3 separate regions of the Homo sapiens genome follow, and all the other regions are linked to region 1. Evidence: chromatin contacts called from ENCODE Hi-C or POLR2A ChIA-PET data. All regions are on one chromosome and are shown on one strand. Each heading gives the region's core, a stretch centred on a gene start or an enhancer-like site at or near the end of the contact. The rest is flanking DNA. Distances are from core to core; before and after follow the strand shown. Region 1 holds the start of MRRF (mitochondrial ribosome recycling factor). Region 2 has its middle 13 kb from the start of CRB2. Region 3 holds the start of B3GALT9 (beta-1,3-galactosyltransferase 9).

What was found. Hi-C counts contacts between places; a loop is a spot of excess contacts on that map. ChIA-PET counts read pairs that join two places held with the same protein, here RNA polymerase II (POLR2A). Pooled maps may share reads with other maps.
Region 2: a loop to region 1 is called in a pooled map, with 2.7 times the contacts of the local background. The contact joins the enhancer-like site here to the promoter of MRRF in region 1. A Hi-C loop is called at or near these places in 1 of 37 single-sample maps with no recorded cell type and 7 of 50 pooled maps. POLR2A ChIA-PET finds 5 or more read pairs at or near these places in 1 of 52 experiments (activated naive CD4-positive, alpha-beta T cell).
Region 3: a loop to region 1 is called in a map of ascending aorta, with 11 times the contacts of the local background. The contact joins the promoter of B3GALT9 here to the promoter of MRRF in region 1. A Hi-C loop is called at or near these places in 2 of 168 maps with a recorded cell type or tissue (ascending aorta and naive thymus-derived CD4-positive, alpha-beta T cell) and 10 of 50 pooled maps. POLR2A ChIA-PET finds 5 or more read pairs at or near these places in 1 of 52 experiments (CD4-positive, alpha-beta T cell).

What each region holds. Positions count from the first base shown.
Region 1 is chr9:122,263,094-122,266,988 of GRCh38, forward strand. It overlaps MRRF (mitochondrial ribosome recycling factor), which reads left to right and starts at 1,789. Exons shown (of 7, transcript NM_138777.5): 1 at 1,789-1,845. RBM18 (RNA binding motif protein 18) reads right to left here and starts at 1,747. Exons shown (of 6, transcript NM_033117.4): 1 at 1,622-1,747. RefSeq lists enhancers at 929-1,900, 1,279-2,478, 1,901-2,871, 2,047-2,206.
Region 2 is chr9:123,341,212-123,344,790 of GRCh38, forward strand. No RefSeq gene overlaps it. Among named protein-coding and RNA genes, the nearest start is that of CRB2, 13 kb to the right of the region's middle. RefSeq lists an enhancer at 2,481-2,540. Within about 2 kb of position 2,325, at least 5 of the 41 ENCODE cell types and tissues checked have a DNase peak (open chromatin) inside an H3K27ac peak, as active enhancers do.
Region 3 is chr9:120,791,621-120,795,188 of GRCh38, forward strand. B3GALT9 (beta-1,3-galactosyltransferase 9) reads left to right here and starts at 1,847. Exons shown (of 3, transcript NM_001386823.1): 1 at 1,847-2,302. FBXW2 (F-box and WD repeat domain containing 2) reads right to left here and starts at 1,796. Exons shown (of 8, transcript NM_012164.4): 1 at 1,734-1,796; 2 at 1,529-1,637. RefSeq lists enhancers at 1,497-2,127, 2,190-2,289, 2,720-2,809.

The DNA.
Region 1 (3,895 bases), core at 539-3,038:
ACCTCAGAGGTCAGCACTACAGGAACCATGGAGGCAGTCACAACAACTGCCATTACCTCTTAATCATCTCAGCACACCCTGTAAAGTCTAGCACAGCAGTCCCTAGGTAATTGTTTATTGAATACCCTGCACATGAGGGTATTTTTCTTCCTTTCCCATTCACATCTTTAATCTGTTCAGCAATGTAAGTCAAGCAACTAGGAACTGTTAAACTCTGGGCTATGTACTGAAATAGACAAATGAAAAAGCCACAGCTCTTGTTCTTACCTCCTGGGAGAAAGGTGAAACAGACATAAATTTAATCCCAGGGGAGACACATTTTTGTCTTCCCTCTGCTTTCCTTTCCCCCTACTTTTTAAACAAATCATTCATTCAAAAAATAAATTCACTGCTTCTATTATCTAGGACTTATCCAGTTACTGGAGTCAGAGCAGTGAACAAGCAAGGTCCCTATCCTCTGGATGCTTGTATTTGGAAGGGGAGCAGGACAAAACAAAAGCAAAATAAATAAAGAAGATATAATTAGTGATACATGCCACAAACACAATTAAGCAGGGTGATGTGACAGGGACTCGACGACTATAGATTGAGTGGAGGGAAGGCCTCTCTAAAGGAGATGACATTTGGGACTTGAATGATAGGACATTCTGATTTTCTCATGTCTAAAATCAGGAATAATACCAATAGCTATTAATATTTATTACCACGAAAAGGTACCATGTTTTACTGGTAAGAGTGCAGGCTATGCGGGTCTGGGTTCAAATCCTGACTTTTGCACCTAGTAACTGCACCTTTAGCAAGTCACATGACCTTTCTTTAAGCATCCTCTCGATAGAAAAGCTTTCCTAAACAGAGTTCCTTGTTATTCTATATCATAGCCACTTTTCCATCTTTTTCCTCCTACTAAATGCTAATTCAATGTATTACTTAATGTTTCCTCTTCTATTTCCTTCACTAGAACGTAAGCTCCCACAGCACAGGACCTTGCCAATCTTGATCACGGTTCTATTTCTAGCACTTAAGTACACTGCCTGTCTCACGGTTGGTGCTTAATATTTACTAAATGAAGCAAGCCGCTTCTCCACTCGAAGACTTAGTTTCTTTTTCCTTCCTAGAATGGGTACAATTTGTCGTCTCACGAGGTCGTTGTGAGTCTTAAATAAGACAATTTTGGTGACAGCTCAGAATATGGCTTTTTGAGGAAAGGTAAAGGGTAATAAAAGATCAAGACGGCACGGGACTATCAAAATGCTTTGCGTTTGCAATAGCAACAATCCTTTAGACTACCAGAGTTCACAAAACGCGGTTACATTTGTCTTTCCAGCTGAGCTGCAATAACTCTGGAAGCCAGAAATAGTCATCTGGGGAAAGTGCAATCCAGAGAAGAAGAGACACCTGATCCTAACAGCAAGCGGTGGGGTCATGCCTGGAACCCTGGCTTCCCGATTTCTGGCTGCGAATTCCTACAGGCGAAGGGTCATTACTCGGATTGTTATTTCCGGGCCAGCGACAGGACAATCCGGGGCGGGGCCTGAGATGCAGTCCTGCGAGGGCGGCCTCCTGTAAGACCTCTTAGCGGGCCCATCGCTGAGGTGCAGGGACATGTCGCGGCCGAACTCACCTCGTGGCCTCGGCGTGGTGCTCTCAGCTCATGCCCGGAAACCAGGTCCCGACGCCGCGGTCAGACGGACCTCTAGACGCGTCCGCCTCAATGCCGCCAGCTGCCAGGCCGCCCGTGACGCGTTAAGCCTGCGCCGCCTCCTGGCTTCGTGACGTCACGACGTCCGCGCAGCTGCGGTCGCCGCCGTCGCACGAGTCTTTCCTTAGTAACCTGGGCGATAGCTGGTGAGTGTCCTTGACAGGGCCTCGAGGGGCGCGTGTGGTCTGGGTGCCAGAGACCCTTACTCAGGGACCTCTGGGGGACCTCAGGGGACCAGACTACCGTCCCCGACCCGTTCGAGTCCAGCTTGACCTTTAAGGCTGAGGGCGGGACCTGTGGCATTGGAGCGAGTCTCATGGGGTGGGGGCGGGGCTCCTTTTACCAGCTAGGAATTTAGGGGATGCTGGAGGAACTTACTAAAGAGTAGCCGCACACTTGACGGGAACGTTTGAGTTTCAGAACAATCCCATAGGAGTAGATATTATTATCTCCCATAATGAAGAAACGGAAGCTCACATAGGTAATTTTACCAGGGTCACGCGGTCAGAAAGTGAGGGCGCTTAAATTCAGACCTAGGGCTATCCGACTCCTAAGCCTGGACTTTTAACCACCACTCTGTGCCACCCAGTGGCAAAACAGTTGTCATTTCAGTAGCCCTTCTCCATTTACTTAACCCTGACAAATAGTATTGTCATTTACGTTTTACAGATGAGACGGAAGTCCTGAGAGTTTGACCGATTTAAGGTCACGTGCCTAGGAAGTGCTGGAACCAAGACTCGGAGTTTTCTCTAAGTTTAGTGCCTTTATTTTGTTTTAAACCACACTGTTGCATTTCCCCCCATTTTGGAAAGCTTTATAGTTGGAAAGAATGAAAACCTGATCTGACCCCTTCATTTTATGGTTGAAACAAAATCTACGTAGGAGAAATCACTTGGTACAAGTCACAAGTCAGTGGTAGAGCTGCCGCAAATGCTTTTTGAATACGTGTGATTATGAATCTAAATGGCAGATGGCAGGGAGTGATAAGGTAGGCATACTGGAATCCAGATCTCTTAACTCTTAGGCAAAAGCCCTTTCTCTACCTGTTAAAGTGTCTCATTCCTTCTTTGGCCGTGCCAGGTGCATAATGATTCTGTGTATAGTCAGATACTACAAGTACCTTTCTTTACCTGGTACTGCATTTAGAGAAGAACATCATCTACTATCTCTAAGCAAAAATCTGGCAAACCAGAGACAGTGGAGGCAACGCTGGGAAGCCCAGAACCTACCATAATAGTAAGGGTAGATTCCCATCCGATTCTGGTTTACCCTGGATAAGGAATTTATCTTTCTGGACTTTCACTGATGTATTCATCACATTCACAGTGTCTTCTGTGTTCTGGCAATGTACCAGGTACTGGGGATACAGCAGTGAACAAGAAAATCATAGATTAGTCCTTGTAGTACTTAGAGTCATATGGAGGGAATTAGACAATCAAATAATTACACAAATGTTAGCTTGTATTGTTAAGAATTAAGTGCTATGATGAAGTAAAGGGTGCTATGAAAGCAGACTACAGGACACTTGACCTAGTTGGGCTGTAGGAGATGGCCAAGGAAGCCGTCCTCTGAGGAAGTGATGGTTAAGCTGAAATCTGAAATAAAAACGGAGACAAACAGTTAAAGAGGTGAGGGAAGATCATCAAGGAGATTCAATGGCATGTTTGAAGACCCTGGAGCAGGGGGAGCCCTGGAGAAGTGAAAGATCACTTTTCTTATTTTGCAAAATACGGGTGGTGATTATCACTCTTTAGTTATGAGAACCAGTTAAGATGGTACATGTGAAAGTATTTTATATGCAAGAGCCTGCGTATATGCACACTCATAGAAGTGCTTATGTTATAAGCTAGTATACAGCTGCATTGAAAAGAGTTGCTGGGACAGTAGATAAGCCAGGATTTTGGGTTGGTCATCTAGCCAAAATTAAAATGAACCTTCTGTGAAGAACAGGGAAATCGTTTGAGACCCTCAACTTTGGAAAAAGAATGTGTGCTTCAAGTAGTTTAAAAAAATATTTCAGTCTGTAATCTCAGCACATTGGGAGGCCCAGGCGGGCGGATCACGAGGTCAGGGGGTCGAGACCATCCTGGCTAACACGGTGAAACCCCGTCTACTAAAAATACAAAAATTAGCTGGGTGTGGTGGCGCACGCCTGTAATCCCAGCTATTTGGGAGGTTGAGTTAGGAGAATGGCTT
Region 2 (3,579 bases), core at 1,075-3,574, 1.1 Mb after region 1:
ACTTGCTGTCTGGTGAATCACGGCTTCACTACTTGCTGCGACTTCGTTACCCCATCTGTGAAATGGGAATAATGACTGTATAGATTTCATAGGGTTGTGTTTACACCGCCCATGGTGAGCACATTATAAATGTTTGTTCTTATGATGATGAGTTATTCACAATACTTCCTAAGCACCAGATCTGTGCCTAGCGTCACGCGGGGCTCTGCGGTGACGGAGGTAAATGAGCTCTCAGCTCAGTGGGAGAGACAGATAAGACCACAGGTGGAGCTGGCATGGGCCTTGCCCATCACCTCCAGATTTCCTCCGATTGTTTTGTGGGCACATAGGGGAGTGTTAAGGGCAGGGGCTGTGGAGCCCTGCACCATGGAATTGTAGGCTGACCCTTTACTTACTAATGCTGCACTCTTGGGTGACAGATTTAACCCCTCTGACCTTGGTTTTCCATCTGCAAAGTGGGACCTGGCAGTAAACATCTTCCTGGATCTAGAGAGGATGCAATGAGATCATGTGTGACCCTTTCTGGGCACTGGGTCAGCTTGCAACAGGGCAGCAATTATTGTTATTGGTGCACGGTGGGAACCGGGTCTCCCCAGGGTGCCGTGAAGTCTCTGAGGGCCGGGACCCAGTTTCTCCTCCTTTTTCTCTCTTTGCTCCACCTTTCTGGGTCTGCCTACTGTTTTCCACCTCCAGCCGTATGCTCATGCCGTTCCCTCTTCCTGAAATAATCTTTCTCGTTATTTCTCCTAAAGCTCTAATATAGTTCTTGGAGGCTTCAGGCCCCAGCTGGGACGTCTCACAAAGTGAATCTGGGGTAGATTTTCAATAAACTCCTCACTTATATCCTGCTGCAGCCAAGCCCCCAGGACCCCATCTCCTTGGAGGAGCCAAGTAGGGTGGCTGCAGCCTCTGCAAGTGAGCTGACTCCTTTGGGGCATAATTCACACTTTCTCTTAGCCTCTGTCCCCCGAGGCCAAGCCTACATGGTCCATCTCTGCAGATTTTCTGCCCACGAGTTCCCTGGAATCCAGAGAACACTCCCAAGAGAGACAGTCCTTGTCACACCACTCATGATCTCCCAGGCTGCTTCTCCCCAGTGCTTAGCACATGGAGATGCATTCATTTCTTGTGAGCACGTTTATTGACTGTGTGGCTCCCCTGCCAGCCTGAACACTCCGCAAGGTCAGGCTCTGCCTCTGGTTCCCCACTCAGTCCCCAGCACCCAGCCCAGACCTGGTGCATAGAAGATGCTTGTCACAGAGATGCTGTGTGGGTGGATGGACAGATGCATGAAGAATCCGTGGTGTGGAGCACACGGGGAAGTGGCCTTTGTTCTTCCATATAGAACGGCAGAGGCTGGAAGACCAAGGATCAGAAATTCCAGAGGTGAGTTTCAGCTCTGTGAGCCCAGACAAGTGGGATCCCCTTTTGGGGGACTCGGTTTCCTTACCTGTGCCATGTCTGCATAATAGTGCCTACCTTATGGAGATGACTCTGAGCATCCAATGATAGGAACTGGGACACCCAGAAGGGAATGATGGCCTGCCAGAATTTGGGGCTGGATCAGTTGCACAGATTCATGTGCCACTCACTACCCTTCCCTGACACCCCTGCTGCCCTGGGCAAGACTTAGGAACTTGGTGACTAGCTAGTTCAGGTGACAGAGGGGCCTGGATGCTCCTTATGAGTCTCCCTTTGGGAGATGAGCCCCTGATTGAGCCTAGATCCTATAGAAATACAGTGTGGGCCAGAGGCCAAGTCATGCATGTCTCTGAGCCTTGGCCACTTTGTCTATAAAAGGCACCATAATATAGGATGAGTGTGGTGGCTTATGCCTGTAATCCTAGCACTCTGGGAGGCCAAGGTGGGAGGATCGCTTGAGCCCAGGAGTTTGAGAACAGCCTGGGCCACAGAGGGAGACTGTGTCTCTACAAAAAATAATAAAACTGATGATGTGTGGTGGCACATGCCTGTGGTCCCAGATACTTGGGAGGCTGAGGCAGGAGGGTCGCTTGAGCCTGGGAGTTAGAAGTTGCAGTGAGCTGTGATTGCACCACTGCACTCCAGCCTGGGTGACAGAGCAAGACCCTGTCTCAAAATAAATACAATATAACACAATAATAAAGCACTGAAATAAAATGAAATGGGTGATAATAGAACTCTACGGGTTGTCCCGAGGAAGCAGAGGGACCTGGAAGTAGATCCCATGGCTTGGTGCCCACAGCTATTAGGATTTTTCTTGTCAGTCGTGGTAGATTTTGGTTCTTCCATAAAGAGGAACCCATTTAGGTGTTTTTTAGAAATACCTCTCTGAATTGAGATTCCGTGACTCTGACTTCCTGGCTGACCGGGTGAGTCTGGCTCAGTTCTCAGTGTAAGCCACACCCCAGTCTTCTACCTCCCACGCAGCCTCTCTTCATTTTGTCTCAAATGGCCCTCTGCTTTCCATGGGAGGCCTGGGCTCAGTCTGGGACTAGGATCTGAGCTTAGACTGGGGTGGAAACTAGGCTCCGTCTGTAAGCAGTATTGAGGTTCAGTCTGCCTGGGAACGATGAGTCTGCGGATGACCTGGGTTGGGTCTCATTCAATGCCAGGATTGTCTGTGACAAGTATTTCAGCCTGCGTTCCTGGAAACAGATTCTGGACTGCACGTGTGTTTCTTGGGGCATGTCCTTGGGAGATCCACCTGGAAGGAAGGAGCAAGGCTGACTGGGCAGAAGGAGACTGACCCACCGTGAGGTTGCAACTGAGGTCCCTACGAGGACCCCTGGAGCTGACGATCCCCTAGGGTTTCCTAGTTGAGAAGGAGCCGTGCCTCTGCAGCCACACATGGGTCAGGCACTGGCCACAGGCTGTCCCTGGCATGGGGTATAACCCAGTGAGGTAACAGCAGTCCCAGCAGCTTGGCCCTGAAGAGGGGCTCTGGAGCACAGAGTAGTCCCCACAACCCACCCCAAAGCTCAGGCTCACACCAGTGTTTCAGTCAGACGCTGGATGTCCCCACAGGACAGGATCTTTGTCCCCAGCATCTAGCACAGGGCCTGGAGGGGCAGCACAAGCCTCAGCCTGCAAATGGAGGAAGAAGAGGAAGTGTGAAGTGGTGCCCTGTGCCGCATTGTGTGGGCCAGCTGCTCAGCCTCCCCCAGAGGTTCAGAGAGGGCTGGCCACCTGCCTAAGGTCACACAGCTGCTAAGGGCAGAGCCAGGATTGGAACCCAGGACTGGCTGAGTCCAGAGCTTATGGTCTCTCAGCCACATCAGACTGTGAGCTTATTAGAAAGCAAGGGCCGGGGGAAAGGAAAAGAGCTGCTCTTCCCAGTTCCCGGAGCAGGGCACTGGAGCGGGGCCCACCAACTCTGGCCACCTCTGGCCAACCTGCCAGGACCCATGCCCAGGGGAGGGAGCAGCATCTTGCGGGCGGGCAGCCTTTCTTGGGTAATGAGGCCCAGCCGGCAGTTTGCAGGCCTTACCATGTGAATAATTCATTTGCAACCAAGTCTGGGAATTAGAAACCGTTACTGGATGATTTATTTAACAGGGGCTGCTGCTGGGGAGAGGGGAGGAGGATTTTGAACTATAA
Region 3 (3,568 bases), core at 597-3,096, 1.5 Mb before region 1:
AAGGGTGGAATGGACATGACCACTAACATCTCTTTTGACCCTATCATCTTATCACTAAGTTTCTCTTCAAAATACCTGGAAGAAAAACTCAAGGGCTCAAACTTACTAGGGGTTTAATTTTATAAAGAAGAGCACCTGTTTATTGGAGGCTCTAGTTTCCCAGTAGGTGCCTTATTCTACCCACATTCCCTGCTGTTTGGCCCCCTTACCCTACGTCCCTACCCCAGAGTTAACATTCAACTTGCCCTCTTGCCTTCAGTATCAATAATCACAAAGTGGGTCATGCAACAAAAAGACTCCTAAATTGGAAAATGAGAGCCTGGGTTTGGTCTCAGGTTCTGCCATTAACTCCCTATGTTACCTAGGCAACTCACATATTTATATTGGTTTTAAAGAAAAAGTACCACTGGTAAACATTATCTCATTTCATCTTCATAACCTCATGGAAGGTATCAGTAATGCCGCCCTTAACTAACATTAATGAGGAAATTTACGGCTCAAGAAGTGGAGTGGCCTTCCCAGAATGGCACAGGAAGTAGCAGGCTCAATATTTTGCCCAGTACCCATTCTCCCAAAACCTATACTCAGAGGTATTAGAGACAGGACCTTCTGGAAAACAGTGTAAATGTGTTTTCCCCTCCTCCTCTATCAGAACCTGGCCTAGTCAAGAGTGAAAGCAACATAATTGTTAGTGGTAGAGGGAAGGAGGCTTCATTTCCCCCTTTTCTTATCAAACAAAGAGCACAGAGGCGCTGAAAATGTATACACACCTATAAACTTACATATGCATAAAATGTATTCTGAATATTCAAGAAACTGATAACCCTGGTTGCCTCCAGAGAGAACTGGAGAGCTGCAGAATAGGAATGAGGGGTCCCTTTTTATTGTATACCTTTTAAAACTGAAAACCATGTTAAGTATAATATACTATCAAAAAATAGCCTTTAGTTTTAAGGTGAATTTTTTTAAAGCTTTGAAAGAATACAAATAATGTTTATAAAATATGTGTTCTGCAACTCCACTTGTTGCTGGGTGACCTTGGGCAAATCACTTCACCTGTCTCATGCCCTGTTTCCTCACTTGTAAAATACAGCCAAGAGCATTACCTACAAGGGTTTTTATGAGGGTTAAACAAGACAGTGCAAGTAAAGCGTTTAGCACAGTACTCGGCACGCTGTAAGCCTACAGTAAATGTCAGTTACCATTATTACTTAGCATTAATATTGTTATCTTTGCTTTACTTCAAGCAGCACCCCACATACACACCTGTTTTCATGGCATACCCACAATTATGGCGCAGTATAGCGCTTTGTACTTCATAAACCACCTCATCACACTTCATCGTCTTTCAAACGTTTGGTAGCCCTGGGACATCACTGTTAACTCATTTCGCAGCTAAGGAAATGGAGGCAGTAGGAGGCAGTAACTCCAAAACCCTGTTTTCCCGTCTCTAAAATCCAGATCCCATCAACCCATTCGTTGCTCCCAGGTCCCTTGCTCTCGGAATCGTGTTCCGCGCGGCACTGACCTGAGCGAGCGCCCCGGGGCCCGGGACCTCGCGCCGGGTTCACAGCTACTAGGCACGCTCGGACCGCCAGAGCCTTGCAGCGGCCGGGTCCGCTCCGCAGCCATGGCGCCTGCAGGGAAAGAAAAACAGCCAAGGCGCGGCGGGTCAGCAGAGCCGCGGGCGCCTAAGAGTCCCCTCCCCGACCGGCCCCGCCTCGCATACAGACCCGGACCTGCGGCCGCTGCTCCCGGTCCGCAGCCTCACAGGGGAGCGGCTTCCGGTGCTGCCTGCGTCATCTCCGCGCGTCCCTCAGCTCCGCGGCTCCCGGCGGAAGCGGCTGCACTTCCGGTCCCCGCCCGGAGGTGGGTGGTGGGAGGCTGGAGGCCGGGAGTAGGGGTGGGGAGAAGAGCGTCCCGGGAAGCTGAACGCGTGCCGCGCGGCCCTCACGGTGCTTAGGCTGGGTGCAACCTAGAACGGAGGTTCCTTTCGTACCGTACATCCAGGTTTGCACAGCGCGCTTATGTCCCTCCTCCAATCTGATCTTGCACCAGCTCTGCAGTAGTTTTTCTTATTATCCTCATTTTACGGAGGAGAGGGAGCTGTGGCTTAGAGAAGTTAAGAGACGTGTCCAAATTCATACAACCTGTTGGGCACCTCTTTATCCCGAACGCTGTTCTAGGGGATAGGGTTAGTGAACAAAAAACGCAAAAGCCCCTGACCGCCTGGGCCTTACATCTATTAGGAGGAGGAAGACAGATAAACTAAGGCTCGTGCAAAGGAGAAAAATAAAGCAAGGTAAGGAGGTTGTTGAATGAAAAGAGACAGTCAAGTGATGTAGATTTGAATGAATCACAACGTTTACACTCTGGCTGTGGCCCGGTTACTTAACCTCTCAGACTTTGCTTCATCTGCATAGCAATTATAGTGAGGTCCCCATCCGAAGGCTCTGAGGATTGAAGGAAATGAAGCATGCAAACCTTTTGGCGTCAAGAACTAAAACTGAGCTAAAAAATCCCACGCACTCTTTCTCAACATTTTTTGTGTACCATCTCACTCAGTTCCCACAACAACCCCACAAGCTAGTAACTATTATTAGGCCCCTTTTTAGAGATGGGGAAACTGAAATCAAAAGAGGTTTAGGCATCTTGCCTAAGGTCATAGTAAATGGCTGTCATAGGATTTCAACCCAAACCGACTTCAGAGCACAAGTTATCCTTTTTTTTTTTTTGAGGCAACGTATCACTCTGTCGCCCAGGCTGGAGTACAGTGACACGATCTTGGCTCACTGCAGCCTCGACTTCTCCAGGCTCAAGCGATCCTCCCACCTCAGCCTCCTGAGTAGAAGGGACCACAGGCGCGTGTCACCATGCCCAGCTAGTTGTGTGTGTGTGTGTGTGTGTGTGTGTGTGTGTGTGTGTGTATTTTTGTAGAGTCAGGGTTTCGCTATGTTACCCAGGCTGGTCTTGAACTCCTAGGCTCAAGTGATCCACCTGCCTGGGCCTCCCAAAAAGTGCTGGGATTACAGGGGTGAACCACAATGCCCAGCGCACAAGTTATCCTTGTTTCTCTGTAAGGGTTCCTAAGCCATACATGCATACACGCACATTCACATACATCTTATACCAACACTGTCCAATAAGCTTTTTGCCAGTGATGGAGTTGTTCTGTTGGTGCTGTCCAATAAGGCAGTCACTAGTCTCTTGTGGCTACTGAACATTTGAAAAGTACCTGATGTAAATGAACTAAATTCTTAATTTTATTTAATTTTAATTTAATAGCCACATGAGGCTAATGGCTACCATGCTTGATAGCACAGTCCAATAATATAGACAATAAGAGAGACACATATCCAGTAGATGGTAGAGCATGGCCAAGGTTCCAAGCATCCTGACTTCATTTAGGGTACTTGAAACATGGGAAATAAAAATTGATTATGTGGGGTGGAAGTCAACTACGGTGTCCTAAAAGTAAGGTCTCAAGAGAGCAAATTTGATTTGCTAAGCAACAGGATGTCACTCTAGACTTCTAAGTCAGAACGTGACTGATCACAGCATTATAAGA